2 separate regions of the Mus musculus genome follow, and region 1 is linked to region 2. Evidence: chromatin loops called from intact Hi-C (ENCODE). Cell type or tissue: left cerebral cortex. All regions are shown on one strand. Links, peaks and the distances in the headings refer to the core of each region. The heading gives the core; the rest is flanking DNA.

The links. Hi-C counts contacts between places; a loop is a spot of excess contacts. Peaks named below come from ENCODE experiments on the same cell type or tissue, not always from the same donor. Only the 100,000 strongest peaks of a DNase experiment are listed, where the experiment ranks them.
Region 1: it touches region 2 in a loop (2.1-fold over the local background); 2 of 42 quality-filtered maps call a loop at or near these places.

What each region holds. Positions count from the first base shown.
Region 1 is chr14:33,379,133-33,395,759 of GRCm38, forward strand. It overlaps Mapk8 (mitogen-activated protein kinase 8), which reads right to left. Exons shown (of 12, transcript NM_001310454.1): 6 at 13,810-13,975; 7 at 11,541-11,612; 8 at 9,668-9,850; 9 at 8,040-8,164; 10 at 7,430-7,493; 11 at 4,742-4,819; 12 at 1-3,187. The coding sequence ends at 3,042. Among named protein-coding and RNA genes, the nearest start is that of Mapk8, 60 kb to the right of the region's middle. In left cerebral cortex, for the core only: no CTCF peak of the experiment used is centred there; no DNase peak of the experiment used is centred there.
Region 2 is chr14:33,435,009-33,451,635 of GRCm38, forward strand. It overlaps Mapk8 (mitogen-activated protein kinase 8), which reads right to left and starts at 12,150. Exons shown (of 12, transcript NM_001310454.1): 1 at 12,007-12,150. In left cerebral cortex, for the core only: no CTCF peak of the experiment used is centred there; DNase peaks (open chromatin) are centred at 7,411 and 11,742; H3K4me3 peaks cover 1,165 bases; H3K27ac peaks cover 725 bases.

The DNA.
Region 1 (16,627 bases), core at 5,260-13,259, 54 kb before region 2:
CTGAAAATATACTATGTTGTTGGTTTTTTTTTTCAATCTCAAAATGCCGTGCAGGCTAGCGCTGAGGCAACACTGATGATGTCTTCATGTGTGCGGCAGAAACTGGCCAATAATGTAAACCAAGTTCTTTTTGTAACTCAGGAAACAGCTTCCCTTGCCTACTGCTCATCCTATCCTGTCAAGTGTCTTTTCTACCTCCACGTCTTAGGGTAACAAAGTGAGATGAGCTCAGAACTGAGGGATAAGGCTGACAGGCAAGCTTTGTACACAACCAGCTTCTCTGTATTGGTGGGGACTACTGCTTCTCTTACTAGCCAGGTGTGAACACACTGGGCCTTTGCTTCTGGTGTGCACTCTTCTGAGATTTGGCAATCAGCAGCATGGCATGACACAGTAAAAACCACTAGCAAATAGCATTAAAGAGTGAGATGCTCTATAACAAAGCAATCCCAACAACATGCTCATCTTACAGATGGTCACTATGTATTAGTGGGTACGAGACCTGTAACCAGGAAGACATGTAGGAAGAATAAGGCTCTCTTTCCTAAACCATGAAGTGGAATGCTAATTCTCAGCTAAACAACTTTTAGACAGTAAGACAATGGGTATCATAAGTATATATAATTGAAAAGTCAAATTATAGGGTGGCTTAATAAGTACTGATAGACAGAAATGTTATTTGTAATTTCTTAAAAAAATACTTAAGATGCTTTAAGACTCTAAAAGTACCAGTAGGATTTATGTTAAAAGATTTAAACACAGTGGTGTGTTTTGTGTGTGTGTGTGTGTGTGTACAGTGGATCTTAATGTGTTGGGCACATGTTTAACAAACAGACCTTGCTTTTAGGTATACTCTGTTAGGTATTTCAGCTTACATTAAGCATTGAGAGCTTGTTGTTTTTTTTTTTTTTAAATTTAACTGAAACATGATTGCTGGCAAGTGGGAGCTGGCAATTACAACAGATGAGACAATCAAACAACTAGTATTCCTTACTTACCCGAAATCTGAATGAAGAAGATGGCTTCTCAGCAATCAAACACAAACACAGAAAACTAACTACAGCATATCAGCTGGTAAGTGCAATAGTGACACATTTTATCACGGCAAAACCAAAACCAGTTAGATGCAAAACTAATATAAAATAAGAACACACTCATGCTCCAATTTCTGCTAAAATCCTGACTTCAACCTTGTATTTCTAGAACCAAGAGGCGTAACAGTCTCAAATTCATACTTGTCTAATAAAATAAATGCACCATGTTGTACATATAGAAAAGGAATCACTAAAAGATGGGACGCTAGAAATCTTGATAAACTTGCTATGTTTAAAAAGGTAATATCTTAATCTTAAGTATTGCACATTAACAAGACTTAAAATAGCTTACTTGAAAGTAATTGTACACTAAATGTTTTTAAAAAGCAACCAAAAGAAGAAAAATCCAAAAACCAAAACAAAAGAACCTGCTAAGCAACCTTTCAGAAATCTGCCAAGCTGTGCCCGCTCTTACTCCTGCTGATTGTGAGCTCCAAGGGGCTCCGGGCTCCTTCCTACAACCTTGCAGCTCATGAAGTATGCATTTCCCAGTTCATTACATGAAATCCCTCTTGTTCCAGATAATACCAAAGGTGCCTGGGCATTATAGACATCATTTCAGAAATAATGAGACCTTGATGACATTTTACTTAGGAAAATTCAGTTACAGAGAAAGGATTCTGCAGATATAAAATGTAAACAGTTAACACACACTTGTCAGGAGCAGCACCATTCTTACACTACTCAACGTCCATACTGGAAATCAGATATAAAAAACCAAAGACTCAGATGAAAGAACCACCACTATGCCTGCTCTGCTCACTGTGAAGAAACAGTCCTTAGAAAATGACATCCTACATATGGCTGTGTGCTACTATTTTCAGATGAACGGCATATTGCTCATTTAAATGTCACCTACACAAGTTTAAGTAGGCTTTGGAACCTCCTGACAGCTAGTAGAAACAGGATAATGCTACAGGTAGAATCAAATGGCCAGAAACACCACAAACTGGTGCTCAACAGACTGACCCGCTAAGGAACAGGAACTGGGAAAGGCCAGAGGCCAGAAGCTGTCCAACAGGGAAAGTCCAGGCTCGTGGCCAATGCCAGGACCTACAGCCTGAGGAGATTAACTCAGTGTCTACAGAAGCAGGCTCGTAGCCAGGACAGGGGAAGCATCTGTTGATCTCCACGGAAATGTAGATTCATGAAGTGTCCTCTTAACTTTGTGTGATCAAAAGCTTTAAGCATGCCACAGATGATCAGAATATACCACATTCCTTAGTTTAAGTTTTTCTTGGGTTGGTGTAGGAGATTCAAAATGGAGAAGGATGTGCCCAGCATCTTTAAAGACATGCTCTGAGTTATTCTGCCATTAGATAAGGTGTTTGCTAAAATTTAGGTAAGGTTGCCTACCAATTGTTTTAACTAAGTTGGGATTGGCAAGTAGCAAATATTGGAGGTTTCTTGATGCGTTCATCATTTACAGTAGTTATTCCTGAATATAACTGGCTACAGGTTATTTTCCCTTATTCCTCTGGGGTTATTTCATTGATAAGCACATAACCCTGAAGGATAGCATCATGAACAAACATCTGAAATAAATTCTAATAAAAAACTTATAAACATCTTAAATAATTCATGATATATGCAAGTCACCACATAATAGTTGCTTTGATAAACAAAAATTTTACAAATTCAGTAAAAAAATCAGCAGCATAAGATAAAGCAAATATGCAAAATTTAAACCATGATAAAATAATTAGGTTTACATTATACAGTTAATTACAGCAAAAATACAATACAGTTTTGTTGCTGTTTAAAAACACAACTTAAGTTTTAAATTACAACACTTGAAATTAAAAAAAATAAACTACTTTACTACAAAATGAATTCTACATTTTCTGAAAAATCACTCAAAAATATGACCACTGAATTGTTTTTAAAGCAGTTCTATCAATGACTAACCAATTCCCCATCCCTCCCACCCACCCAAGGCCCAAGTAGTCATCTACAGCAGCCCAGAGGTCCAGCTGATGCTTCTAGACTGCTGTCTGTATCCGAGGCCAAAGTCGGATCTGTGGACATTGAAGACATGTCATTGACAGACGGCGAAGACGATGGATGCTGAGAGCCATTGATCATTGCTGCACCTGTGCTATGAGAAACAAAACAGCAAACCAGTTGCAGAGAGAGTTGCAGACCGGGCTGCCTGGCCTGTGCTACCTACCTTCAGGGTCTATAGACTTCTCCTGGGCTTACGGGTTGCTGAATCGTATTGAACCCAGCACTAATGTTCTCTTATGCACACAAACTACGAAGGGAGAATTGTGAAAATGTCTAGAAACCTATACTTGTTTTCCTTTCCATAATGCATTTTTAGTTTAAGACAAGAAGTTAAAATCCAAGTAACATGGAGAATGGCCCTACAGCAAGATCCATAAATGGGCCTCAGGGTGTGTTCCAAAAGAGTTGAGAGTACATACAAAACTGCTTACACTTCATTTTGTTGGAGAGAAGATCTCTAAGATCCAAGTAACTAAAAACAGCCTGAGAACTAAAATAGTATAGAAAATTACTTTTGATAGTCTCACAAAAACCACAGTGTTCAAGTGATACTCCTGGGTCCATCTTACAAAGTAGAAGCCAACACAAAAGAACAGCATCTTAAAAAAAAAAAAAAAAAAAAAAAGCCGGGCAGTGGTGGCACACACCTTTAGTCCCAGCACTTGGGAGGCAGAGGCAGGTGGAGTTCGAGGTCAGCCTGGTCTACAAAGTGAGTTCCAAGACAGCCAGGGCTACACAGAGAAACCCTGTTTCGAAAAACCAAAAAAAAAAAGACCAGCATCTGATCAGGAGGGACCTGAACCAAGTGGCCAGTCTACAAGAGAGTGTGTCACTTACCAGGTAACCAAAACAGCCTAGTAGGTAAACTCAGGCATACTTTGACCCAGGTAAATACCAGGCAAAAACAAATACAAACTTACTAAACAGAGAGAAAATGCTTTTCTCTGTGAAAAAGCAGTATCGAACAAGCATTTCATGCATTTAAAAAATGAAAAAGCTCAAAAACCAGGAAAACCTATGGAGAGACAGAAATCCTTTTAAGGGGGAAGCCTCATTCAGAGGGAAGAACATGTTAAAGCATCTCAACAAGATGGAGCAACTTTCAAGCCATAAGCTCACTAAATAGAAGTACAAGAACTTAAGTTCTCAAAAATACATATACAGAACAAAAACAGTGTGTAGTGCTCAGGGCCCCAAGATGCTAAAGCCGAGCAGGCAGGACTCTGCTGACGCACTTGTCCCCCTTCTGTACAGTGATGAGCAGAACACTGAGAGACAAGAGGTCCTCAGAAGCTTGTATTCAAGTGTGACTAACGTACTAAAAAGAACGTCAGAACGTGATGGCACACATAGCAAATTTAGCAAATTTTGTGGTGAAGTTTTTATCTATTCCAACTGAAGACTTTTCAAAGCAAAGAATAAGGAACTCTAAGGGATTTTTTCTTATTTAAAGACATGGCTGTGGTGTCAATGAAAACTGGCTTTAAATCAGCAAATGCATCAAGACAATAGTGTGTCATGGCTTTCAAATTTAACTACCAAACTGAGTGAGCATGGGAAGAACTGCAGATTCCAGGCCTCTGAAGATTATAACACAAGATGCAAGGCACAATCACAACCAGGTTTATATTGTAACCAACCTAAAGGAGACGGCTGCCCTCTTATGACTCCATTCTTAGTTCGTTCCTCCAAATCCATTACCTCCTTGTATATCAGTTCTGAAAAAGAAGAGGAAAAGTGACTCTCAGGCATGAGTCCTTAAGTCAAAGCTTCTATCTGTTAGGTGCATCAAGCTGGGTTCTTGCAATGATAGCAATGGCAGAGGATCTGAGTGTCAGCTTCAGACTCATAGGTGTTAGCAATTAATTCACTGATCTTCGACCACAGATAGATGTTGATAGAAAGCTAAGCTCTCTGCTCTAATTGTCCCAGCTGGTTAAAGGGCAGCTGTTGTCAGAAACCAGCCCCTGCCTTGAGTGTATCAGCCACACAGCACTCTGCCTTACAGACCCTTGTCTAATTCTGTCAAAGTGAGACCTGAGGTCAATACCTTCCTTCTACTTCCTGGGTTCTGTCCTAATGCAACAAGGCTGTAATTAGAAAGATTTATAACCAAAGCAGCATTTACAATTAGAATGGGACAGAAGGGTATTTTTACTGAAGGAAAAGAAGCAGCAGCTTCAGATCCTTCCAAGTAGCCTACAGCAGGTGTCAGCATCAACACCCCTTCCTAGGACTCATGGATCCCAGCAGACCATTGCACGACAGATTTGCCTGCGGAAAGACACAATGCTCTTGCTTGTGATTCTGACTTGTTTGGTATCATTATCTATCACTTTTGAGTCATATACTCTTTGAAAAATTACATAAAAGTAATTCTGTGAAAAAATATAAAGAACTTCTCAAACATCTGTGTAATTCCTGAAGTTCAAGGTATTTCTGTTTTGTTTTGTTTATATAGTATCCTTTGCTGGAGACCAGGCATGGATGGCACATACCTGTAATCCTAGTACTTGGGAGACTGAGGCAGGAAGATCACAAGTTTGATGCTAGTCTGGGATACACACATACTTCTATTTCAATATTCTTACAACTTTAAAAGCATTATCAAAAAGCTGAATACTAAGAACCAACCAACTACCTAACCAATAGATAGAAAATTTATTTTTCATCCGAACAGGAAATTATCAAAAAAATACAAATGGATAATAAATGTATGAAAAAAAATATCAACATTCCACATGTCATCAGGGACACACAAAAATAGTACCAAGATTCTATCCAACATCAATGGAAATGGCTACCATCTATCAAGAAAGCCAAAAGTAACAAACGCTGGTAAAGATGTGGGGGGAAAAAAAAGGAAGCTTCATACATATTAGAGTAAAAATGTAAATTATAATAGTCACTATAGAAATTACTGGTTCCTCAAAAAAACCCAAAAAGCAGAATTCCATTAAAGGCACCTAAGGCAGGCAATAGCAGAGCTATCTGCACACCCATTTCTATTGTGGTACTATCCACAGCAGTAAATACACTATTAGTGTAGATGGCCATCAACAAAAAAAAAAAGCACGGAGAAAATGTGGTAAGGTTGGGTACGGTGGCAGTCTTTAATCTCAGCACTCTAGAGGCACGCAGTGCTGGGGAAGTTTGGCATTAGTCTGCACTACATAGGGAGTTCCAGGCCAGCCAGGCAGACCTAGCTTTTTTGAGATCCTGTCTCTAACAACAACAACAACAACAACAACAACAACAACAACAAGTGGTTTATGTGTATGCAAATTAGTTTTAGCCAGCTATAAAGTAGAATGAAATTATGTCATTTGCCAGAAAAATGGATAGAACTAGAGATTATCAAGTTAAATAAAATAATTTTGACTCAGAAAGATAAATATTGCATGTTTTCTTTCCAATGTGGAACCTGGGTTTGACAATATAAATATACATGACACAAATACATACAAGGGCTGGTTAGGAGGTGAAAAGGGACCAGAGAGAAAATAAGGGAGGCCATGAGAGAGTAACAGGAGGTTGGCACGAACAATGTAGAGGTTATGTCCATATCTGAAGATGTTATAGTGAAACCTGTTACACTGTACACTGAAATAATAAAAAGCATATTTATGTATGACCATATTAATAAAATAGAAAAAAACTAGATCTGATGTTCAAAGATGATAAATTAAGCCACTCTACTGGTTAGAGTGGCTGTGGATCAATACTCTTGTATCATGCTGACAGAAGCAGAAACTACAATTTCTTTAATAAAAAATCAGGAAGTAACTAAAATTTAAAATTTGGTCCAGCATATAAGCTTTTTGGACTACTGTCTCAATTCTATGAAGTACGTGCACATAAACACATGGCCACAGTAACAGACTGTGTGAAGGTCCACCTTCAGTGCTTCTCACAAGGGAGCTGGATATGGACTGGGACACAAGCTTCCCTATAGCTCACCACCTGCCAGCTATTAAAGTGTGACGTTAGACCCAATAGGGTCTGTCATCTTCAAGATATATGGATACATCAACAAACAGGTGTGTACAGTACACTGAGAATACAAGCACCAGTCATCTTGTAGATGGGACACCCCAAACATGGCTGCTGGAACAAGGAAGAAAACACTAATGTGACTATAACTGAGGTACAAATTTTCAAAATTAAGGAAGGAAACTGACTTTCTACTTTTGTAAGACAAATAAACAAAACCTTACTACTAAACATAAGTTATGAAAACAGAAAGCAACACTAATTTCTGTAACATGAAGAAGTCACTATGGAAAGCCAGAGGCTCCCTCAGTGTCTGAGACTCCGGTGAGTGTTACCTTTCCACTCCTCTATTGTGTGCTCCCTCTCATCTAACTGCTTGTCCGGGATCTTTGGTGGTGGCTGAAAGACACAAGTCAGAACAACTGTTATAGTTTACTGGATGTATATATACAATTAATTATTTGAAATATCAGCTAGACATACAACTTGCAAAAAATGAATCATGAGACAAAGGTCAATCAGTTATCATTAACTTTAACTTTCTGGAGAGTAGTTCTGTAAGATTCCTTTCTAAGTAATAAGCTGTTTGTCTTTTTTCTTTTATCTCAAATTTTAAAATTGTCACATTCTACCTATATTTCAGAAATCTGTTCTGCTTTAAATACAAAACATTGTTTCTATCTAAGGATGCACCCACAGGCATCCTAGGCTCCTCTAATCAACTGTGAGTTCAACAGAGTGAGAAACAGTGGAGGTTCCTGGACGATGATGAGGGCTTGGACAGATGCTCATTAACCTAAAGTTTTCTTTAGGAAAACCTCGGCAAACACCAACACCGGTGATCTGTGCTGATTTTTACTTAAAATGACAAGTTCTCTCTGAAAGTATTTCAGTCCCAGCTCTAAGGTTGGAGTATGCTCTTCAAACATTGAGAAAGTAACTTACGGCTTCTGCTTCTGAAGGATCATACCAGACGTTGATGTATGGGTGCTGGAGAGCTTCATCTACGGAGATCCTTTTGGATGCATCTATTACTAGCATTTTGGATAACAAATCTCTTGCCTGACTGGCTGCAAAAATAATGATATTAATATACACCAGTTCATGAGATTATTCAACCATGCACATTAGGATTCTGAGATTACATTTATTTTAGAAAATTCATCTTTGCCAAGCATGTGGTGGTACATATGCTTGTAATTGCTAAGCGGAGGATGCGGAGACAAGAGGATAACAATTTCCAGATGAACTTGGTTTATATAAATTGAACCAAACCAAACTAAACCAAGACAAAACAAATCCTATGCTTTTAAAAAGATGCTTTTGTTATTTATTTTTATGAGTACTAAAAAAGATTTATTACAGGTTTTGTTTGTTTCATCTTTTGAGATAGGGTTTTCTCTGTGTAGCCTTGGCTATCCTGGACCTTGCTTTGTAACTATGCTAGCCTTGAGCTGTTCTCTGCCTCCCAAATGCTGAAATTAAAGGTGCTTACCATCACTTGATTTATTGCATTTTCCAGTTATGTGTATATGTGTGTACAGAGGGAAGGGGCAGGTGTATGTGTGCACATGAGTGCAGGTGCCCAGGGAGGCCAGAGAGGGCACTGGACACTCTGGAGCTGGATTTGGGAGTGGTTGTGAGCTGCCTCACATGGAGGGTAGGAATTGAACTTAGGTCCTCCACAAGAGCAGCAAATAATCTCTCTAGCCCCTGTTTTTTTGTTTTTCTTTTGTTTTGTGTTTTAAAGACCAGGTCATGCTATGTACCCTGGGCTAGCCTGGAACTTACTAGGTAGCTCAAGATTATCTCAAACTCCTAACAATCTATCAGACACAGCTTTCCAAGTGCTAGGATTACATTGGGAACCACCACACCTAAAGAATAATTTTTCTATAAAACCAGGGCACATACATGATTTATAAAATACATTTTTTTTTTCTTTTTTAAAGTAGGGTCGAGGCTGGGGAGCTGGCTCAGTGGTTAAGAGCACTCACTGACTGCTCTTCCCAAGGTCCTGAGTTCAAATCCCAGCAACCACATGGTGGCTCACAATCACCCGTAATGAGATCTGACGCCCTCTTCTGGTGTGTCTGAAGACAGCAACAGTGTTCTTATGTATAATAATAAACAAATCTTGGTCTGGAGAGATGGCTCAGTGGTTAAGAGTACTGACTGATATTCCAGAGGTCCTGAGTTCAATTCCCAGCATCCACATGGTGGCTCACAACCATCTGTAATGGGATCTGAGGGACAGTGTATCACATATATAAAATAAATAAAAAACAAACAAACAAACAAATCTTAAAAAAATAAAAAATAAAGTAGGGCCTTCATTATGTAGCCCTGGTTGGCCCTGAACTCAGAAATCTTCCTGACCCTGCTCCCCAAGTATGAAGACTAAAGGCAAGTGTCACCATATCCAGCTAAAATGCAAAAATCAGAGACAAAAGAACAAAACCTTTACATGTTCTACTAGTAGACATAATTTTGAGTTAGACCCTTTAAGAATATGACTAAACTCTTCCTATACATGTATATCCAAAAGAGATGCATACAATTATACAACTTACCTTTAAGTTTGTTATGCTCTGAGTCAGCTGGGAAAAGCACATCGGGGAACAGTTTCTCAAAGCTATATCCAGCGTATTTAGGCCTGTTTTCAACATAAGTCCTTACTGTTGGTTGTAGTTTCTTCATGAATTCAGGACAAGGTGTTCCGAGCTGTTCAATAACTTTATTCCACTGATCAATATCTATTATCAAGTAGCTAAGAAAAATACTCCATGTATCAAATATTCAACACTTTAATCATATATACATCACTAAATATAAGAAAATGGAAAAATTTTAAATCCTGAAGAAAGTAGCCATTATATATTTTGTACCTCAAAGCCACCTTACAAAAAGCAATGATTATAAGTGGATAAAAATGATCAATAAATAAGCTTTGTTAATCTTATTTATTGTGTGTGCAGGTATATATAAACACTAATTTTACCATAAAATGGAGGCATAAAAAAACAAATTGAAAATAAAAATTGTAACTAAAAATTATCATTACTATACATAAAAATCAAAATGCAAACTGCATAAAATCTTAATATTTAAAAATTTAACTTTCTCCCAGCTCTTAAAAAATGTAAATGTATTTCCTAGAGAGTAAGAAATATTTCTAGTTTGGTCTGCTTTTTTCAGGTCTTTACACTAACAGAAAACACCCAGTTGTGACAAAAATGATAACTTTAATAATAGTAGCATTTTCTTTTGCCATTCTTGGGTATGCCTATGTTAATAACGTTTGTAAAGCTCTGAAATAAATGAACATGATACCAGTATCTCAGTATGCTGTAGACTGGGGTTTTCGGGTCTTTATACGCCAAGCCTCTGAAGAATAACTATTGTCCCACACACGTTCTTATTGTTACATGGTAAATATTCTCATTCCACCTAAAACAATTCTGTGTCACTCACTGATCAACACATCACTGTTAACATAAATACTAAAAACTGATGGAACTAAAAGCATGAATCCAACCTAATTACCAACACAGGAAAACTTGCTGACATTCTCAGCATGCTATGTTAATGTAATGAGACAACAAGACATAGCACACAGAACAATAACAGAAAGACATGGGGGAACCAAACCAAAAAACAAACAAACAAACATAAAAACAAACAGTAGCAACAGATAATTCCAAAATTCATGCTACCTTCACAATAGTTAAAGACTTACTCAAGTGTTAGAAACTTTAGTGAAAGCCGTAACTTTTTATGTTAATTAACTCTAAGCAAGCAAGGACCTATGAATTAACCACACTTGAGACCTTTTCAAAATTAACATATAAATCAATAAACGAGGAGAAGAAAGTCAGGTAAGAGGTGGTACTCTGGAAAAGTAATTTAACAATACTTTGTATCAGGAAGAGACAAAATACATTCTACTTGACCAGGCTGACACAGTACCATTTTGACCTTTAGAAACTACATTTTAGGCCAAAGATAAGGATACGATCTGTACCTGGGAACAAAACACCACCTTTGATCATTTCTCCCATGATGCACCCAACTGACCAAATGTCAACTGAAAACAAAATGCAATGACATTAACATAAAGATTTTGGTTAAAATAAAAAGAAAAATATATAAACACTAAAAAGACACACACCATATACACTTAAAATTATAAAAAGCAATATAAAATAAAAATGAATGACGGTGAATGTGCTGACGACCAGCAGAGACTGTATGTCCTGCTGCCAAATGCAGCCTACTAACACTTAAGCTTCTTAGCTCAACCAGTTTTTGAACTATAACAGTCACAAACTTTACATCTATTTTAAAACCTGTACTGTACAAATGTAGCATGTATTTCTTTTCATGAGCAAACAGAAGGAAGTTCATCACCTAGCTAATTAATCTGCTGCAGCAGCACAAGGATACAGTCCCTTCCTGGAAAGAGGATTTTGTGGCAAACCATTTCTCCCATAATGCACCCCACAGACCATAAGTCCACTATATGTTTGCAGCACAAAAGAAGAAAAAGCAAAGCAAAAGATTGTTAAAATCAAAGAAGCGTAATATGACTGCATCATCTAAAAAATTGCAGAACATCACAAAAAGAAAAAGGTGGTTTTAATTTCAAATAATGGCATAATTTAAAACACAAAATACTTTTCAAAAAGCTTTGATTCACAAAAGAAAATATGAAGTATGGCATTTTAATTACATGTCTAATTTTAAAGTGAGAGCTATGCACAGATACTGCATAAATTTAAAAAACATACATTCTATAACTGAGATTTTGCATGTAATATATGAAGTAGAACCAAACAAAATTTAAAAATAAGATTTAAAATGTATATAAGGCCATAAAATTATAAAATTAAGATGTACTATTTTGAGGTTTAACTGTGCATTTTACTCTCTCTTTAAGTTAAATTAACAAGCATGAGCAGAAATAATTTAGCATATTAAAAACAGAAAGATATCTGCATTTTAATAAAATAGTAACCTAATGTTTTTTTCAGAAAATTATCACCTGGGTTTCCCAGGCTTATTTAACTGAAAAGGCTTTGTTTATTCTGAACTAAAAGTAACGTATTCTCTTGGCAACACCACTTTACATTTATATCCACCTCGACCCATGTCTACAAATGGACAGAAAAAGAACAGCATTATCTACCAAGAAACCTTGATAAACAAGTGTTTTTCATTATCTCTTTTTTACTTTTTTTTTTTTTTTTAAACTTTGGGTTTAAAAGTTAGTTTCGGTGGAATACAATATCAAAGTGTCAAAGAGCCTACAGATCTGTGATCTACAGTCTCTTGGCAGACCTCCATATTATAAAACCTGCTATAAGGGGTCTAATTTGCTATCAGGCCGTTTAAAATAGATTAATTACCCCCCAAATTTCCCAAACTGTCCTGAAATACTCTGCAATAAAACCAAACAGGAAAACTCTCTTTCTACCCCCCTCCCCTGTGTGTGTGTGTCTGAGAGGAAGATATGTATATGCCACCTCCTGCTGGCTAATAGTTATGAGTGAGGAAACACGAGATTTGACTTGGTTCCTGGGGAAACAGGCAGGAAAAGCAATGAGAGATCTAAGTGACTCTCATCTAAGAGAGGACAGACAACATGTCAATTTTTATGACAGCTTCTCTAATGTCAAGATCATATTTATAGAACTTAACATGTGGTGCAATTTCTGTGATAATCAAAAGTTTCACAGCAAAAGCAATAGCAATCTGCCTATCAATTCTCAAAACAAAACTTTTAAACCTTATGTTGAGACTTAGAAACAGAAAAGCATGTTTAGTTTAAAAACCGATAGTTGATATGTAAAGTATTTGTTTTAAATTAGCTCAAAAAAGGTAAGGAAATTAAGCAATCTCCCCAATTTCACTGGTATCATATACATGTGCTTAAGTATGTATATATGTATGTTCAAGATTGACTTAATAGTTTCCTGATTTAAAGTGAACCACTGTTCCAATTTCCATCCTAGAAACACGCCACACTTAAAAAGTTATGGTTTGATTCAACCTATCCACAGATAATACTATATGCAATCTCTTTATGACGGGGCACAGGCTTTAATCAAACACGAGTGCTTCCATACGAGGCTGAGTTACCCACTAACTTTCCAGAATTGGAAAATGTAGCTCTCAGAGTTTATAGTGAGTGCTACTATTTTTTGCTTGTTTGTTTGTTTTATATTATTCTGTTTTGTTTTCTGAGACAGGGTTTCTCTGTGTAACAGTCCTGGCTGTCCTAGAACCTGCTTTGTAGACCACAGAAATCATATGCCTCTGCCTCCAGAGTGCTGGGACTAAAAGTGTGTGCCACCACACCCGGCTTGTGAGCGCTACTGTTAACACTGACTAAAGGTGCTGGAGATGAGAGCAAATAAGACTAATATATACTAGAATTATTACTAAGATTAAATCATTGAGAAATATATATTTATGTTTAAATTACAGACAAGCAGAGGGCATAAATCCTAGTTTTAGAACTCTTCATCTAGGTATTCCCATTTGAGATAAGATTCTCATGCTTTCCCAAACATTCACGGCAAAACGTTCAAATCCTGGATAGACATTTGAAGTAGTAATGAATACTTAAATGCATGCATTTCAATTACAGTATTTAAAAACTGATTGATAAACAAAACCAGAAGACTATTTCAAAGCGAAAGTGTATGCTGACCGTTCTCCTTGTAGCCCATGCCGAGAATGACCTCTGGTGCTCTGTAGTAGCGAGTCACCACATAAGGCGTCATCATAAAACTCGTTCCTGCAGTCCTCGCCAGTCCAAAATCAAGAATCTTCAAAGTGCAGTCTGATTTGACTACTATATTACTAGGCTTTAAGTCCTTGAAGAAATAAACATTAAAATGATTGCTAAGACAGACACACAGATTTGTTTTGCTCAACTGAGTTACATAGTCTGCAGGACCACTGCAGAGGTTCCTTACCATAGGCAAACCCACCAAGTCAGATTTAAGATCATTTCATTTGCATAAACAAAGCCAGTACATTATTAATGCTTATTTACTTAAAAACAAAAATGTATTAAAATTTTATTTTCTATTTTGTTTTACTTCTTTTATTTATCTCTATGAAGATGAGGAGAGCCTGGTCGAGGACAAAGCAGAAAGGCTGGAAGTTCAATACACACAGTGTATGTTTAGTTCTTTGTTAAGTTGACACAAGCTAGAGTCATGTAAGAAGAGGAAACAACAGCTGAGAAACTTCCTCTACCAGAATGGCCTGTAGACAACTCTGTGGGTTGTTTTCTTAACTAATAATTGATGTGGGATGATCTAACCCATAGATGGTGCCATTCCTGGGTAGGTGGTCCTGGCTGTCTAAGAAAACAGGCCAAGATAACCCAGGAACAAGCCAGTAAACAGCACTCCTCCATGGCATCGGCTTCAAGTTCTAATCCAGGTTCTAGCCTGACTTTCCTCAGAGATGAACTGTTACATGAAACTGTAAGATGAAATAAGCCCTTTCTTCCTGAGGTTGTTTTTGGTCAGTTTTTTTGCCACAGCAATCAAAAATGATGACACACAGCAAGACCCCATCTCAAAATACCAATCAAAAACAAAAAAGTGCTATTATGGTAAGAATCATAAATTAGCATGTACATTCATTTACATACTAAATTAATAGCACTAAAAAATCTCATTTTAGGACTGGAGAGGTGGCTCAGTGGTTAAGAGCAAGCAGACTGCTCTTCCACAGGTCCTGAGTTCAGTTCCCAGCAACCACATGGTTGCTCATAACCATCTGTAATGGGATCAGATGCCCTCTTTTAGTGTGTCTGAGGACAGCTACAGTGTACTCACTAACATTAAAAAATAAAAAAACTCATTCTAAAGTCACAATAAACTTTAAAACGCTCTAAATCCACCATGGAGCATTCTGATAATATTTACACAATCCTGACACGATCCAGGTATATGTTACTTGAACAATGATAGCCATACATGTTCACTTTTGTGGGGAGGAAAGTTTGGAATCAGTCTCAATACACTAGATACTCAGTTCTAAAGAACCAAAAAGTGATTATCAGTCTGCCCATTCCTGACTTCCCACATATATCACAAACATTTGCTTATAAACTTCCGTTCACATGTAACAGACACTAGTCCATAAAATTACTTTCTTCTGATAGTAATACTGTCTTTGTGAAAAACTGCTGCCTGGCTCGAGGTAGAAGAAAATGTGTGCAATACCTATTAAAACGAAGACAGTGGCATAAATACCCAGGCCTTCACATTCATCATGCTCTTGCCTTTTAGCTTTGATGAACACTCATATCCACAGCACAAACTCTCTCACATGTACAGATGACTAGCAGATTAACAGCAAAAGCTAAGGCCCTTAACACAAAGATCCCTTTTTAAATATCTACATGCAAGAATGCTTATGTGCTGTTTCTAACTTACTCTGACAAGGTAACATGGATAGGCTTAGAAAACAGACACTAACCGGTAGTCCTAAGAATACCCAAGATATAAGATACAATTTGCGAAACACATGAAACTCAAGAAGAACGAAGACCAAAGTGTGGACACTTTGCCTCTTCTTAGAATTGGGAACAAAACATCCATGGAAGGAGTTACAGAGACAAAGTTTGGAGCTGAGACGAAAGGATGGGCCATCTAGAGACTGCCATATCTGGGGATCCATCCCATAATCAGCTTCCAAACGCTGACACCATTGCATACACTAGCAAGATTTTGCTGTAAGGACCCAGATATAGCTGTCTCTTGTGAGACTATGCCGGGGCCTAGCAAACACAGAAGTGGATTCTCACAGTCAGCTATTGGATGGATCACAGGGCCCCTAATGGAGGAGCTAGAGAAAGTATCCAAGGAGCTAAAGGGATCTGCAACCCTATAGGTGGAACAACAATATGAACTAACTAGTACCCCTCGGAGCTCGTGTCTCTAGCTGCATATGTATCAGAAGATGGCCTGGTCAGCCATCGGTGGAAAGAGAGGCCCATTGGTCATGCAAACTTTATCTGCCTCAGTACAGGGGAACGCCAGGGCCAAGAAGTGGGAGTGGGTGGGTAGGGGAGTGTGTGTGTGGGAGGGTATGGGGGACTTTTGGGATAGCACTGGAAATGTAAATGAAGAAAATACCTAATTAAAAAAAATATATAAAGAAAACAGACACTAAGGCCTTTTGAAATTAAGCATACTAAGACTACACGTTATTCCCACAGAAGATAAAAATGTTATCATTTCTATTCTGCAAATAGAATGTTGGTAATATAAAACAAAGGAATACCCATGCTGAAGAATAACCACTATAAACTCAGTAGTCCTCCCAGGATTGTTGCTACAGCTGGAGATTACTGCCTCTTTATACTAGGTGGTCTAGTCTAGAAAAAAACTCAAAATACTTTTTGTTCTGAAATGATTAGGGGCAAATACATTTCTAGTTTAAAAGAAACTGTGTATGGAAATAAACTGCCAAGAGTATTTGTCTCTATGAATATTAACTAAAGT
Region 2 (16,627 bases), core at 3,834-11,833:
CATGTATATAGTGAGTTGGTCTGGTGCTACTATATATTCAAATGCTAAACACTGTATCCCAAGATCTGGATGCGCCAAGATGAGATCTTTATGTATACCAGCTTTTGTTGTGTAAACCTTGCCCTCCAAGTTCTCCCTGAATGGTTAATAAAGATGCCTATAGCCTGGGCTGGGCAGGAGAGAAGGGAAGGAGCAAAATTTCTAGCTGTGGTGATTTGAATACGCTTGGCCCACAAGAAGCAGCACTTGTTGGAGGAAGTATGTCACTGTGGGGGTGGGCTTTGGAGGTCTCCTACGCTCAGGCTCCACCCAGTACAGAAGAGAGCTTCCTCCTAGTTGCCTGCAGATGCCAGTCTCTGTGGTTGCCTTCGAATCAATGCAGAACACCCAACTCCTTCTCTAGCACCATGTCTGCCTGCATAATGCCATGCTTCTTGCTGCTGCTGCTGCTGCTAATGAACTGAACCTCTAAAATTGTAAGCCAGCGCCAATTAAACATTAAGAGTTGCCTTGGCCCCAGTTGAGGGATGGGGCCACCCACCCATCTCAAAATGTTTGACCCAGAATTGTTCCTGTCAAAGGAAATGCAAGGACAATAATGAAGCAGAGACTGAAGGAAAGGCCAGCTAGAGACTGCCCCAACTTGGGATCCATCCCATGCATAGGCACCAAACCTCAACACTATTGCTGATGCCAAGTTGTGCTTAGAGACATAAGCCTGGCATGGCTGTCCTGAGAGGTTCTACCAGAACCCACCTGAGACAGATGCAGATACTTACAGTCAACCATTGGACTGAGCTTGGGGACTCCTATAGAAGAGTTAGGGAAAGGACAATAGGAGCTGAAGGGGATTGCAAACTCATAGGAAGAAGAACAATATCAATTAACTGGACCCCTCAGAGATTCCAGAAACTAAGCTATCAATCAATGAGCATACATGGGCTGGTCCATGGACCCTGCTATATATGTTACAGAGGACTGCCTTGTCTGGCCTCAGTGGAAGGAGCCAGAGAAGAGGGATGCTAGAGGGGTGAGGTAGGACTGCATGGATGGGTTGAGGAGGACCCTCTTAGAGGCGAAGGGGAGGATGTGAGGAGAAGAGGGATTCATGGAGGGGGGATGGGGAAGGGAGACAACATTTGAAACGTAAATAAATAAAATAACCAATTTAAAAAAAGTTGCGGGCCAGGCGTGGTGGCGCACGCCTTTAATCCCAGCACTCGGGAGGCAGAGGCAGACGAATTTCTGAGTTCGAGGCCAGCCTGTTCTACAGAGTGAGTTCCAGGACAGCCAGGGTTACAAAGAGAAACCCTGTCTCCAAAAAAAAAAAAAAAAAAAACAACAACAACAAAAAACAAACAAACAAAAAACCCCCCAAAAAACAAAAACAAACAAACAAACAAAAAAAGTTGCCTTGGTCATGGTCTCTTCATGGTAATGGAAACCCTAAGTAAGACACCGAGCTTGGGGTCTCAGGCAGAGACCACAAAGAGAGAGGAGGAAGAAGGAAAAGCCACCATGGGGTAGGCAGATCATGAGTGCATGGTCATTAGGGCCAGCCTGTTAAGAGTAGGAGTGCTTAGGTGGAACATGGCAAGTATTATCTTGAAGTTATTGACAGGAAATACATAAAATAGCATAGAGGGTCGATGATATCAGTCCAACTCTAAGCTTTAAGGCTTAGTATAAATATAAAATTTTGTGTCTTTTATTTGTGAACTAATGATCTAAGGTTGGGTAGAAACCTCCAAATAATATTTACACCAACAATAGTATACATCTTTATTCCCATCATGGCTTGCTGACTGCACATATCCAGGCTAACCCTTCTACATATACACACACATATCACAATTCAGGGCTTTGTACTTGCTAGGTAAGCTTCTAGCACTGAGTTATACTCCAAGGCCCACTCTCTTTAATTTAGTATCTTCCTGATTCCACAAATTTATATCTCTTTCCCATCTCAGTACCCAACATCTAGGATCATCCTGGGCATTATTAATACCAGTAACTGGTATCCTAGTGCAATGACTCTCAACCTTCCTAATGCTGTTCTTTAATTAAGCCCTTTAACACAGTTTTTCATTTTGTGGTGACCCCCAACCATAAAATTATTTCACTGCTACTTCATAACTATAATTTTGCTACAGTTAGGAGTCGTAAGTAAATATTTGATATGCAACCCCCAAAGGGGTGGAGACCCACATGTTGAGAACCACTGCACTAGTGAAATCACCCCCATCCCAAGTACTAACTGACAATTTCAGCATCTCTACACTATGACTTCTGCTATGCACATGTTGACTTAACCTCCTCATCCATGTCAGAGTCCATGATTTTCTGTTACTACTCTCAGCACATCTTTTTAAAAAAGCCTATTTCCTTGTTTCTTCTCTTGTACTAAGCTGGTATGATAATCAATTTGGGGTTATCCTTGCTATGTTGTTATACCAAGATATTCAACTGAACACAAATCTAGGAGCTATTAAGGAAATACTTTATAAATGTTAATATCTATTGTCAGAAGAGTTTAAGCACAAGAAATTATTCCTGATAATGTGGGCAGGCTTCCAACTGTTTGAAAATGAAATTCTGCCTCAAGAGTACACAAAACAGAGATTCTCAACCTGTGGGTTATGACCCCTTTAGAGGATTAAACTACTCTTCCACAGGGGTCACCCAAGACCATCTGAAAACACAGATATTTACTTTACAATTAACAACAGTAGCAAAATTTGTTATAAAGTAACAATGAAAATAATGTTATGATTTGAGGTCACCACAACATGAGGAATTGTATTAAAGGGTCACAGCATTAGGAAGGTTGAAAAACACTGGTTTTTCTTCTCCTACCTACTTATGACAAAGACTGCAAACCTGCCAGCCCTTACACTATGAAATTCTTGGAAGTCTTATGTATCTACCCATCTGTCTGCACTTCCTACTGTTTTATTTAAAAGATTTATTTAGCTGAGTGTGGTGGTGCTAGCCTTTAAACATAGTGCCCAGGAAGGAGGCACAAGCAAGAGGATGGTTCCAGGCCAGCCGGAGTCATATAGTACAAATCCAGTCACAAAATATTAATTAATAAATTAGTATTAATTAGATTTACTTATTATCTGTATCAATGTTTTGTCTACATGTAGGTGTACCATGCGCATACTTCAAGTCGGGTCTTCTAGAATTGAAGTTAAAGACATGTGTGAGCCACTTGTGAGTCCTGTTAATATAATCTGGGTCCTCTGCAAGAGCAGCAAGTGTTTTTAACCACTGAGCCATTTCTTCTACTGATTTTGATTCCCATAAGAACTGTGTTAAACATGGCAAAAGCCTGACCCTGAATAAATCTTAATGCCTTACTTGTATTTCTTTATAATCAGTTAAATAATGTGATATTGGGGGTTAGAGGAGGTCACAAACCAGACTGATAGATTTAAATTCAAAATTTCAAACTTTATAGATTTAAATTCAAAATTTCAAACTTTAAATGAACCAGTGCTTCAAACTCCCTACACTTCCATTCTCTTCTGCTTGCCTGAATGCCCTACTTCTCTGAAAAAAATAAATGCCACAGAGATCAGAGTCAGAAATATTCACCTTCCAAACACCAAGATTCCTTGGAAAAGCACAAACTGATTTGCCTATCCTATGGAAAGCACCAATCCTATGACAATCAAATATGTTCTTCCATAAACATTGCCATTTTCACTTACATTTTGGACTCCACATTTTCATTTTTTTAAAGGTTGTCTACACCCACACACCAAAAAGCAAAACAGCAACAAAACTCCACCATTTAATCAACTTGAATTTAGCTTCTTGTTTAAATAAACTGTTCATCAGCATCACCAACAACTTCCCAGTAATCTATAAATGTTTCCTCATCTGCAAAATCAGTTAGCATGCCTGAGGTCATCATGGGATGCTTAAGCAATGTAAAAACACTAGAATAGTACTTGGAAACATGGTAAGCCTGCGTCAGTATTAACTATTTACATCATCAGAATACTCTAGAATCCCATTTTCCTTGAGTTCTCATTTTTTTCTAGCTTACTCAACATCAGTAGTAAATTACTTCAGGGTCTTTGGGGTGGTGAGTGGGTGTCAAGATGTAGTTTCTCTATGTAACAAGCCCAGGCTGTATTGGCTGTCCTGACTTTGTAGACCAGGTTGGCCTTCAACTCACAGAGACATGTCTGCCTCTGCTTCCCAAATGCTGAAATTCAAAGTGTTTGCTACCATGCCCAGCAACTCTAAGGGCCAGGAACTGGTGGGATGGTCAACAAACAAAGAAATGCAGTCAGGTAAGATGAGCCCCCTAGGTCATGAGAGAGGGAGAGCCTGGGCAAAGCAGGGAAGCTAGCCATAGTGACTCAGAGGAGTGCTGGAGGGCTGACCAATTCAGTTTCCATGTAGGCCCAGATCCAGGGCTCTGAGTTGACCCATTCTAATATCTACCCCATCTCTGAACTGCTGAAGTGAGTAAGGGGTCAGTCCTGCAGATCCAAAGCTGCAGGATCTCCATGACCCAGGACAACAACAGGATATCTGAGAGGAGTCCCAGCAAGGATCCAGTATTAATAGAGTACTAGAAGACAGGGGCCTCAAACCAGACCAAAGACTCACTGCAATGGACATATGCAAATGAAGATGTGTGGACAGAAGGGGCACACTGTGTGACACACAGTGTTATATGGCAGCTTCCACAGCAAAAAGGTTTTGTTTTGTTTTTTTGCTGTTTTATTTTTATTTTTTGTTTTCTTTTGGGGGGAGGTTGCAGGGTAGATATGAAGGGACAGGATGAGTGGGACTGTGAAATTCACAAAGAATTAATAAAACATTAAAAAAAGTTTAAAAAGAAAGAAAAAGGAAAACAGCAGAAATTTTTAAACAAAAAATAGAAAAAAACTAGAGCTGGAGATAGCTTAGCAGTTAACTAAGAGCACTTACTGCTCTCCAAGAGGCCCTTCTGGTTCCCAGCACTCACATGGGCATTCTTGCTCACAACTGATGTCTCTACAGCTCTTTCCATATGGAAATAAATAAATAAATTTTACAAATCTAAGAAAATGAACACCAAATCAAGGATAAAGTCAGTTCCTAAGAAAGAAAATACAAATAGCCCTTCCATGACTCTTAATCTAACTCCTAAGGGCAATGAAGAAAAAAAAGTAGTTAATTCTTACCCAATGCAGGACCAATGGAAATTGGATTTTAGTTACAAGTATCAAAACTACATGTGCATAAACACTCTGAGCCATTAGTTTTACCTCTACAAGTTTATCCTATAAGATACCCTCCTTTTGCATAATATCAAGTGGTGTGTGCACAAGATAATCTACTTGGTCAGAAGTAACCTAACTATATATCAAAAAGAGCAAGTACCTTTAAAAGCTCTCCTTCCTTTTTTAAAGACAGGGTCTCAAGATGTAGCCCTAGAATTCACTGTGTAGACTAGGCTGACTTCAAACTCAGAGCATTGGAATTAAAGCATGTGCCAACACACCTGGGCAAATGGCACACCACCATGATGAAATTAAGCACTTGATGTTTGTGCCTGCCCCCAAATGCAAAGTCATAACCTCCACAATGACAGTGTTCGGAGATGCAACCATTGGGAAGTACTAATGTTAGATGAGCTCATAGGGTGAAATAATGTCCCTAGAAAAGGAAAAGACTGAAGCACTCTCTGTTCATGTGAGAATATAGGGAGAAAAAAAGAGGGCCCTAACCTAGGAAACCAACCGGTCATTGTGAGAAACGTACTTCTGTTGTTTAATCTACCCTATGTAAGGCATTTTATTATAGGAGGCCAAAGAGAGAACAGTGGAATATCACAAAGCTACCTAAAATGTTACTTACACAGTGATATGAAATGAAGCTCTATTAGGGGAAAAAATCTGCAAAGAACAGCAATTCTACAACACTTAGGTACAAAGGGAAGAGGGACAGTGGGTATTCAGTATGGTCCCCTTTGGGAAAGACCAAAATCCATGAAAATAAAGGTGAAATGTTTCTTAAAATAAGTGTGCCCTCTATGGTAGCAAAATCTGACAAGAACTGGCAAGAGAATGTATCTTTACTCGTGCCAATTATCGTAGTACCTATGCTTATTAATGTTTGATTACATGCAGGTATGTTCAACCTGTGGCCGGTGAGCTTACATTTAGCTGAGGTCAGTAATGTGGCTTAACACCAAACAGTAAGCCTTCTTAAAACTCTGAGGAGGTGGTGGAGGTGCTGCAGCTGAAGGTGTTGTTTTTTTGAGGAACTATCCAGTTCTCAAATGTGAGCCCTTACACTTAACAAGGTCTTGTCACTGTCAAAAGGTTAGATATACCTCCTATCAGGATTTGCACAAAATGGTAGATGCATTTATCATCGTTCTGAAATTGATCTTACAGAAGAAGCCCCAATTCTGAAATATAGCCAGACCAAAGTTTCGAATAAGAGAGATCTACATTCACTTGTACTTGAATCAACTATCTTTGGAAGGATCCACAGGAACAGTTTCCTAGTGGGTAGCTGGCACAGTGAGAAGGTCAACTGTGTCACTTTTTAAGTCTTTGAAATGCTGAAGTTGGTGTACTTCTCTGTCAGAATTAAATGAAATGTAAATAAATTCTCAGTATAACAAAGCCTTACTGCTTTGAGTTTTGTTTTGACTGCAAAGTGGTCCTTTCTCTAGTCTTTGTAGCAATAGCTTCTTCCCTATCTCTATAGCCTTCAGTTGACTCAAACAACTTCTGAGCCAGAGACCCATCCTCTCATGAGTTCAGGAAGAGGGAGTTCCTGCCTCACTAACAGCCTTCAGGAAATGTGAAGTCTTCACTGCTTTAAAGCTCCCTCCCAAGCAAGGCAGATGTATGGAGCTGTCCTTAGCAACCTAATGGCTGGCAGGCTGGGTCCTCCGCACATCAGAAAGCTACTCGGTACTGGAGAAATACTTATTTCTTAAAAGTGCTCTGAGCACAGATCAAGCTTTACCTCATAGCCTCAATACAAGTTGGAGGACTGTAGTATATGCAATGTCTTCTCTATCATCTGCTATTCATACTTTCCATAAACTTATTTCAATACTCTGTTGAAACAACTTCAGTGAGGTTTGTGTTTTGTGATTTTGATTCTTCTGTACACTTTCAACTATAACCAAATTTAGGAAAGATACTTTGCTTTCTGCTCTTTACAAAGCAAGCAATATTTTTTAAAGGTAGGCTAAGCCATGTTAAGATTGGAACATTTCCAAATATCTCATAGGCAAAAGAAATTTCCTAATGAAATGGCCAACATATTTGCTTCTGCTTGCTTGCATGCTTGTCCTTATTCTCTGTGAAGTTAGACTGAGACTATAGAATAGAGATTTGACTTTACTTCAGTACCTGTCAGGCTTCCAAACCACCTACTACCTAAAGTGGCATAGAATGGGTTCTCAGGGAATCTGTCTTATATAACATCAGTGTCTTCATTATTGCTATCCCCAAGAAGGAACAAGAAATGCCATATACCATTTATTATATCCCCAGAAACTGCAAAGAACACTAATAACTCCAAAGAACTACTGTAGTTAGCAGATCTCTGATAAATTTGCATTCTTCACGTCGAAGGCCTCAATAAGATTAAACATAAAAGATAAGGCAGTGTCCCATTTTCTTTGATTGTGTAACATGATTAGAATTATTCTCAGCTCCTACATTCCTACTTTGCAGATATTTGCCAAAACAAACCTAAGAAAGCATAGGGAATACTACTGTGTTGTGAGAAATGGCTTGGGGGGGGGTAGGTTGTGGGGTGGAGTGGTGGCATTAGACCAGACATAATTATTTGTTTTTGGATTGATTCCAAATTTTAAATCAGAGAGGATTACCAGTCCAAATGTTAACACAAATAATCCCAGGCAATTCAGATTAGTTGAGATTTTCATACTTTAACAAATCCACCAGAGATGCAGACAGAAACAACTGGCATATCCTGAAGAATCTGAATATGTACTGTGCATCAAAATGATTAAAAATTCACTTGACATTTTTAAGTCATTTAAAACAGAAAAAAAAAAATGTTTTTTCCTGAAAACTCTAAAGCTTCCTGAAGGTTTATCTACCACCAAGAACCACAGCAGTCTCATGCACTGCCTAAGTAAACTGCGGGACACTATAGGAGTATGGTATTGTCTTCTCGTTTAAAGGCTAGTAAGGCTGGCTTAGACATGCTGCATAACCTGAACTAGCTATGTCACAAAATTAGTTACATGTGGAATATGGAGTGGGACTCAGAGATGATCCTAAAGACATGCTAGCCACCTCCTATGTTTTGGTTCCTAAACTTTTTTAAAAACTTGGCAAATTTTAACCAAATCTGATATTGCTGAAGATGTAACAGGAGATGTAGGCTATTTGTTCTATTTGTGATATAACTTACATCATACAGAAAATGGCAAAAAATTTCTCAAAGGCCCCCCACCCCCAACACACACACACCCCGAAAGTGTTCAGAGATCTGCAGCAGGCTTTGGTAGGGTGAGGCTTTTCCTGTCCTTTAAAGGAACATAATTCACTATGTAACCATGCCTTAAACCCATAAGCTTCTTGGAATAATGAATTTCCCATTTTCCCATCTTCCATAGTCTTGGAAGAGTATGTCATCAGAAGGCATGGTGCTCTGAAGCAAATAGAATTTGCCACTCCAAGAAAAAAAAATCTAGCTTTTATCAAAAACCGTTGCATAAGTCTGATAAGAAACAAATTAATAATTTTCTCTGATTCTTACTTCTCTTGCCTGAAGTTTTCCAGTCACTCAACAACTCCAACGAAGAACTTGCAGAGCAGATGCCACACTTCTAAAGACAAACTACAAGGAAGCAGAGGTTCCTGGACTATCTTAGGCACACCTACTGCTCTGAATGGCAGGATGACTCATGTCAGTACTCCTGTCACCTGTTAGTGAACTCTGAATCCTGAACCAGAGCTGCATTAGGGTAGGAATGCATAGCTCCTGAATGGTTAGGCCGTGATCAGGACTGAGACAACAAGCATCACAATTCAAAGAGCAAGTGATTCATGTGTAAAGCTCCAGGTTGTGACTTCCTTGTCCTACATCAGTCAGAAATCCATACCACTGACTTGACCAGTCATCTAGAGAACTGACTCCTAAGTCAGACATACTTCTACACCTGAGGTAAAGTATCTCAAGTATGGAGATGACTCAAATTTGTCAAGTGACAGGCAAAGCAAAGCAACAAGAAGCTGGCTCCTATTCAGCAACCCCTCGATACCACTAGGATGGTTTACAGCTAGTTATTAACAACAAATTACTCTTTCACTGCCATCTAGCATCTTCTCCAGCCTATTTCCATAATACTGGTCATGGATTATGATCCTAACTGTATTCATTTTGGTACAATTTATTCTTTAGCTTGGGACCCAGAACAGTCTCAAACTCATCTTGCCTTGGACTCCCAAATCCTGGGATTACAGCATGCGCCACCATTTGTGCCTCAGTTTACTCTTACACTAATCCCTTTCCAGCTAACTTCTCTCAGGATTACAAGGAGCAGGAAGCATATAGTTTCCTAGTCTGTCATGCTGATAAAACTCACTAAGGTAACATATTCTGTTCCTTTCAAACACCAGACAGATTATTTTTAAAAGGGGTGGGGGTTCTTTGTGCAAAATGATGACCCAGAATAGTATAGTAGTGATGAATGCATAATTAACAAATAAACCACTAAAAAGTATACTCTATAAGGGTAACTCTTTTATGTGAATTAAGTATCAAAAAAAAAAAAGCTGTTTAAACAACAGAATTTAGAAAACAACCTAACTGAACCTTTGTAGAGTCTGAATCACTCAAATAATTTCTTAATTCTGGAGTCCCTTCCAGAACCCAATATATTTAACAAGATAAAGCAATAAAAGTTTGCTGTCTCAAGATCTATATCTTATAGTAACAAAGTCATGTTCTTATTTTTTTTCATTCCTATCTTACCAGTAAATAAGTTCATCTGAACTACTTTCATACTGAAAAGATACTTTTCAAATAGTGGAAATGCACCAAAACTTGGATTTTTAAACCCATATGCTTTGTGAGTTGGTTAAATACAAGTTAAGATTTAACCTTTCTAGTAAGCACCTCTAAAGAAATTAAGCAGCGCTGAACTACTAGAAATATTTGTAAGATACATTTACATGTTGATTTTCAAACTTAAATCATCGAAACCCTTGTGAAATAATAGTCACAAAAAGATAAATATGGCTCACTGGGTAAAGGTTCCTGGAAGCAGGGGAACCCAGTTCCATGTCCAGACCCCACAGAAAGGTGGAAGAAGAGAATGAAGCCCACACAGTTGCTCTTAGGCTTTCACATGCACACAGTGGCATGTGTGACCCCACCCCACAAAAACATCATGCAGGCACACCCACCGTCATAAGTTTTTTTAAGGGAGATAAATGCAATCATGCTAGATTCTTAATGAAACATCACTGTTGTGTCTGGGTGTATTCATACATGACTAGAGAAAGCTCTTACCTAAAATACTAGAAGTGGACAAAGTTCTCAACTTTGATGACAGAGTACCAAGTAAATCCCCTTTATCTACAAGACACTGTAAGTGTTTCATTTGGAGAGTTTGGAGCATCTCTGACTTTTAAGTATGGCTACTCAACTTTTTATGACTATACACACAAGCCATAATCCTCTATTTTATTAACTATATAGAAAAAAATCAGGAATAGTTAACCTAGAAGTGAAAAAGTGATTCCAAACCCTTTGGTGGTCTTTAACAGGTAACATCCTCTATTAATTTATGATCTAGCCAACTGAGAGTGGTATGTGACACATCTGAAACTTCGTGGAGAATTTAAGGCTTTATTTTAAATTTTTGTCTATAAAAGTCTTTCAATCAACCCAATGAGTATGACTTCCATGCTTGGTGATGGGGAAATGATGCAAAATAGGCCTCTAAGTACCATTTTGATTACTTCGTCAGACACAGAAGTAAACCTTCCAAGTTTAACAGCCTCAATAAGAGAACTGAAGTAACCATTACCAATGATACGAAAATTGACAAGGGGGGGGTGGGATTTAAGAATAAAGGTAGTATATTTAAGCCAAACCTGGATATTCTTCCTAACACTATCCTTGGAAGTTCCAGTCAAATGAGCCAAATACCTTACTTAACATACATCCCTTACATAATCGTCTCATTTAAAGGCACATCTATTCTGTTCCATACTACCCTAATTTTTAAGGGTCTTTCTCTTGGCCTTCACATCTTCTCCACCTGGATACAGCACTAACTGTTGCCAAATGAATGAATGAAATAAACATGTTCTAACTGACCAGGTACTTGGTGGAAGCTGATCTCAAAACACAATAGACCGGCAGACCAGAATTCTACTGAAAAGATCACTTAATTTCAGAAGTAAAAATAGAAACTACCGGACACTGTGCAGTCAACATGATATTAAATTCCCGGTGGGATGGGAAACTTTCGGGAATAACAATGTAATGCGTTCCTTACGGTACTTTACAATGGACTTGGTTCTACCTTGTCTGGACTAGGAACCCAAGCGCAAGACAAAGGGACAGCGGCGGGGGAAAGTCAAAAGGTCAGCGGCAGGCGCCCCTCTCAAGGCGCGGCCCGCAGGCCGGCGCGCTCGCGGCCACCCGGCTCTTCTCGGCGTCGCGGCACTCACGTCCGCACAAAGAAACCGCCCACAGTCAAAACACGCTCCCCGTGGGTGCGGGAGACGTATGCACGGTCGCGTCGGCCCGACCTCCGCGGGAGCACCTCCGAACTTGCCGCCCACCCGCTCCATTTCCCCCCGCGCGACGTGGAAGCCGGCCGGAGCGGTGAAGCCAGGTCGCGCGGAGTGGACCACGCCCCCCGCTGCCCCCGCCGCCCGCGCTATTGTTCCCGCGCCGCCCCCGCCCCGCGCGCGTTCCCGGGAGGGGGTCACGGCCGGGGAAAAGCGGCGGCCGCCCGAGCCGCGGCGCCCGCGCACTCACCCGGCAGTGCAGCCAACGGCGACCTGGAAGCCCGTAGCGGAGAACGGCGCCGTCCTGCGGTGGCCGCGGCCGCTACTCAATCCTGTTCGCGGCTCCGCGTTTCGGCCGCAACGTCCGGCCTCGGCCGCTCCGCTGACTAACAGAGACGCGGGCCGTCAACGCGCACGCCCGCCCACGTCATCGCGCAGGGCCCCGCCTCCGCGCCGGCGAGCGGCCTAGGGGCGGGCCAGCCCCGGGGGCCCGGATTACGAGGGCGTGGCCCCGCGACTTGGGCGTGGCTACACTGGGGGGCGGGCTGCAGTAGCGGAGGTTTTCCCCTGAGGGCGGGGCCGCGAGCAGCGTCTGGGCGGCCGCGTGTGAGGGGCGGGGCCGGGAGCAGCAGGGGGCGGGTCTGCGATGGCACGTGGCGGCGCGTGGCGGCGAAACACCAGTCATAGCTTAAGCCTGCATGGTTGCTAGCCTCGCGGGGAGGAGGGGTTAGTGTTTGAAGGTCAGGCACGCGTGCCAGGGCACACACCTGAACCACGGAGAGTCCTGGTTTGACAGATACTCTTCAAGGGCCTACCACCCACCAAGGAGTAGATGTTCTCTAGCTCCCTGGAAGAAGTTACCTCCTTTTACCCCCCAAACCCTCCTGCTCCAGATTTTTTGCCTTACCTGATTTACCTGCAAGTCCTTGCGGCTCTCGCAAATATTAACTATTCACGGATAAACTGACGAGCCTCGACAATGGATGGAAAGGTATTTAAATCACTATCATTCATGAGGCAAAATATATTTAGCACTTTAAAGAGTTCAAAGGCATTCTCGCCAACAACGGAGAATATCACTAAGAGAAAGAAGCAACACATACATATAGAATGATTCTACGTTTATATAAAATATATTACATGCACAGTATATTAAACTTGGAAAAAAAGTATGACAATTGCTTTGACAGTAGGAAATAAAGGGCAGTCTCTCTTACACCTGTGTAGTATACTGTGATTTCCAAAATATACAAATATGTATTGAGTAAATTCAGGTAGACTGTTCCCATTACATGTTAAAATGGTCTTTCTCCAGGGATGCTATCATGAAGCAAATGTGAGCACTCATTCATTTATTCTCCCCCCATTTTATCTCTCAGCAATTTTTTAATTTTAATTTCTTATTTCTCCAGTAAATATTTTATTGCTTGCCTATTCTCTTAAAGGCAGTGTACTAGCACTAGCAATAAGTAGAACTTATAGAGAATTCTTGTGGTATCAAGATAATAAACTATACACCAAATCAAATCGACACTAAAATGCAAATTAAGGACACATCCAACTATGAAAGGAACCAATGTATTAATAAGGCCAGGAAAGCCTTCTCTAAGGAGCTGCCTCCTAATTTGAGAACAGGTTTGACCAGGGATTATGTCCGAGTTAACTTGATGTGCGAACAAGGAGTTCCAGAACGGGGTAGACTGGGAAAACTGAAGACAGGCCAGCTCTATTGGGACACCAAAGAAGACATTGCAAAATGAGAAGACTGATAAAAACAAAATCCTGTGTTGGAGGTGTTTTTATTACAGGTGTAATGGGAAGGCCCTGGTATGTCTTCAGCAGTGGAGAGCATGATTGTACTGACATCTTGACAAAAAACAAACAAACAAACCTCTTATCACAGAATGCTTTTCTTGATCTCTCAAGGTGGGCCTCTTCTCCCTCTACAATTCTTACTAAAAACTTTCTTCTCTTCCAGAGTATGTTTCTACTTATAGTTCATAGGTCAAAGGTACTGCAGGACATGTATAGATCCCCTGTGGTGGCAAAGACAGCACCCTTTTGTTGGGGTTGGTCTTGTGCACTGTGTATTCAGATGCTGAGTTCTGCACCCCAAGATCAGGCTGCAGTCTGAAAGTGGGCATTGTGCTGTCAAGAATGCTCCCCAGTAATCTCTGATTGGTGAATAAAAGGCTAGAGCTTGTGTCTGGGCAGGGGACAGAGGAAGGCAGGACTTCAGAGAGAGTGAGTGGATCTCAAGTAGAGACCAAGAGGAGGACAGAGGAGAGGGAAGAAGGAGGTCGCCATGAGTCAGGATGGACCATGAGCACATGGCCAAGAGAAGCTGAGGACAGACATGGAGCAGAACCAGACTCAGATGGCAGGTGACAGGGCATTTACCTTATTATTAATATCCTAACGGTGGGGGTTGGAAAAGCTCAGAACCTGTCCTGCACAGTGCCAGCAGTTTGTTAATAAAGTCTGATGTTTCTGTGTTGCTTACTCAGGAGCTATATGGGATAGAGTGGGGCAGAACACTCTCCCCCCTCCCCCATAAAATTACCACTCTACCCTCTTCCTGGCCTTTTCCTTCGGATGACTTTAGGGAAGACCCACTGTTATGGCTTCCCCTGTCTGTTCCATTGGCAAATCTCTCCTTATCCTTGAGATGCCAAACTGCAATTCCTACCAGATGGGCAAGCATGCATTCTATCAATAACCCTTGGCAGAAGGATGCCTATGAATTTCTAGCTTTTGCCAAAAGTACCTCAATTAGAGGTTGGTTTTGAAACTGTTCTTTATGGTGCCAGTAAGTGACAGGAGCTTCTAACACCCAGTTAAAGAACCCTTGTCTGTGGGAGGCAGGATTTTGAGGCCCTCAGCAAGCAGGTATGATACATGTGCCTACTGTCTCATTGCCAGGGCCCTGTAATAGAACAGGATTTGCCTCACCTCCCCAACTCAGAGATGATCCCGGAGGCCCTCTGATGCTAATGAAAAGACACAGAGCCTTCAGGAGAGCAGAGGTGAGAAGACAAATTGTTCTCTAATACAGTAGGATAACCAAGATGAATGATACTCAGTTATGTATTTCTCTTTTTTTGTTTTTGTTTTTTTTTTTTGGTTGTTTTGTTTTGTTTTGTTTTGTTTTTTTACGAGACAGGGTTTCTCTGTGTAGGCCTGGCTGTCCTGGAACTCACTCTGTAGACCAGGCTGGCCTCAAACTCAGAAATCCACCTGCCTCTGCCTCCCAAGTGCTGGGATTAAAGGCGTGTGCCACCATCGCCTGGCTTTCTTTGTCTTTCTTACTAAAAAGCATACAGAATTTATTCTAGGAAAAAGGTTGACATCACTGGCCAGCCTTCCCTGCTCCATAGCTTGTATGTCTGAGAAGTGGTTAGAAGAGATTAAGGTTTAAGGATATGGGAAAAGGCAAAAAGAAGAGTTATGAGCCTTTCAAGTGCGACTCTCTTTAATAAGTGACAGCTACACTGGAGCAGGTGAGTGTTCCATACAGAACCCAAGGCATTCTACACTGCAGTGGATACTTAAAAGACAGACGGTCCATGATGATGGATAGGGAGAGGACAGTTTCTGGTGATGCTGTAACATCCTGGCAGGAACAGAGATAATCCAAAAAGAAACCCTGTGTTCCTCCCTGTGGCAATCAGACTATTGAGACAGTTAGTCCCCAGGACTGGAATGTCCCCAAGAATCACATGCTGGGAAAGGAATAGACTGAAGGCTGGTGCTAGTCAGAGGAGAAACTTGTCCCCCAGGGAAGATTTCACACAGTTCTGAGTACATGTCAGGCCATTTTTACAAGGAAGATTGGAGCCAGACAAGGATGGGTGATGGGACAAGTGATGAGCAGGACCAGACCTTGATTGGCCAACACTGCTTAGTTACATTTACCTCTTGCTTTCTATTTCAACCTAAACCTCATGCCAGTGGGAAGGGGCTCACTGAACCTTTGTTCCTCTTCCCAATGTGGCCATATTGAATAAATCTCCCATTTCTGCTTTGCACAATTGCTTGTCTGTTTAATTAGTGTATTGGGCATGAGCTGCTAAGCTTAGCTTGTCTGGGCTTGTTAGGACCCAGGCTCAGATACTAACTGCCCTGATAACTTTTTTTCCTTTTTTTTGAGTGTGTAGCTCACTCATAACAAATTGACCCTGCATGGGTTCATGGAGGCTCTGAGATCATGTCATTCCAGGGACTTTTCTTCATCCTGTTCTAGTCATCATCTCTACCTTTTCACCTCTATTCTGGGAAGCATAGAGTCTATGTCTAGACTGTGCTTTGGACTCCTGAGAAAGTCTGATTCTTGTAAGTCTCTCCCCTACTGGTACAACTCAGGCTTTGCCTTCCTTTTCTGTTTGGGGTCCCGAGGACTAGCTTTGCTTAAGCTGTGTCAGTTCTGTTGAGCCACCTGGCCTCTTGTGCAGTTTACGTGACAGGCTGTCAATTTGGAAGCTCCTTTGGGCAGAGTTTTAGTATTTGGGAGTTGCGATGGTTAATCCTGAATGTCAAGTAGATGGGATTTAGAATCACCAGGGAAACAAATCTCTGAGTAAATCTGAAAGGGATGGCTTACATTAGGTTAACTGAATTGGACAGGCCTTCCCTAAATACAGGTGGTATCATTCCATGGGCTGTGGTCCCAGACTGAGTAAAAAGGAGGAAGCAAACTGAGCTCAAGCATCCATTGCGTTCTGCCCCGACTGTGAGATGTGATGGGACCTCCTCCTACTGCTGCTGGGCCCTTCCCTGCCAGGATGGGCTGTAGCCTCTGGAACTAGGAACCAAACTAAGCCTCCCCATCACTGGGTGGTCTTTGCCAGGCATTATAGTCAATAAGACAAGCA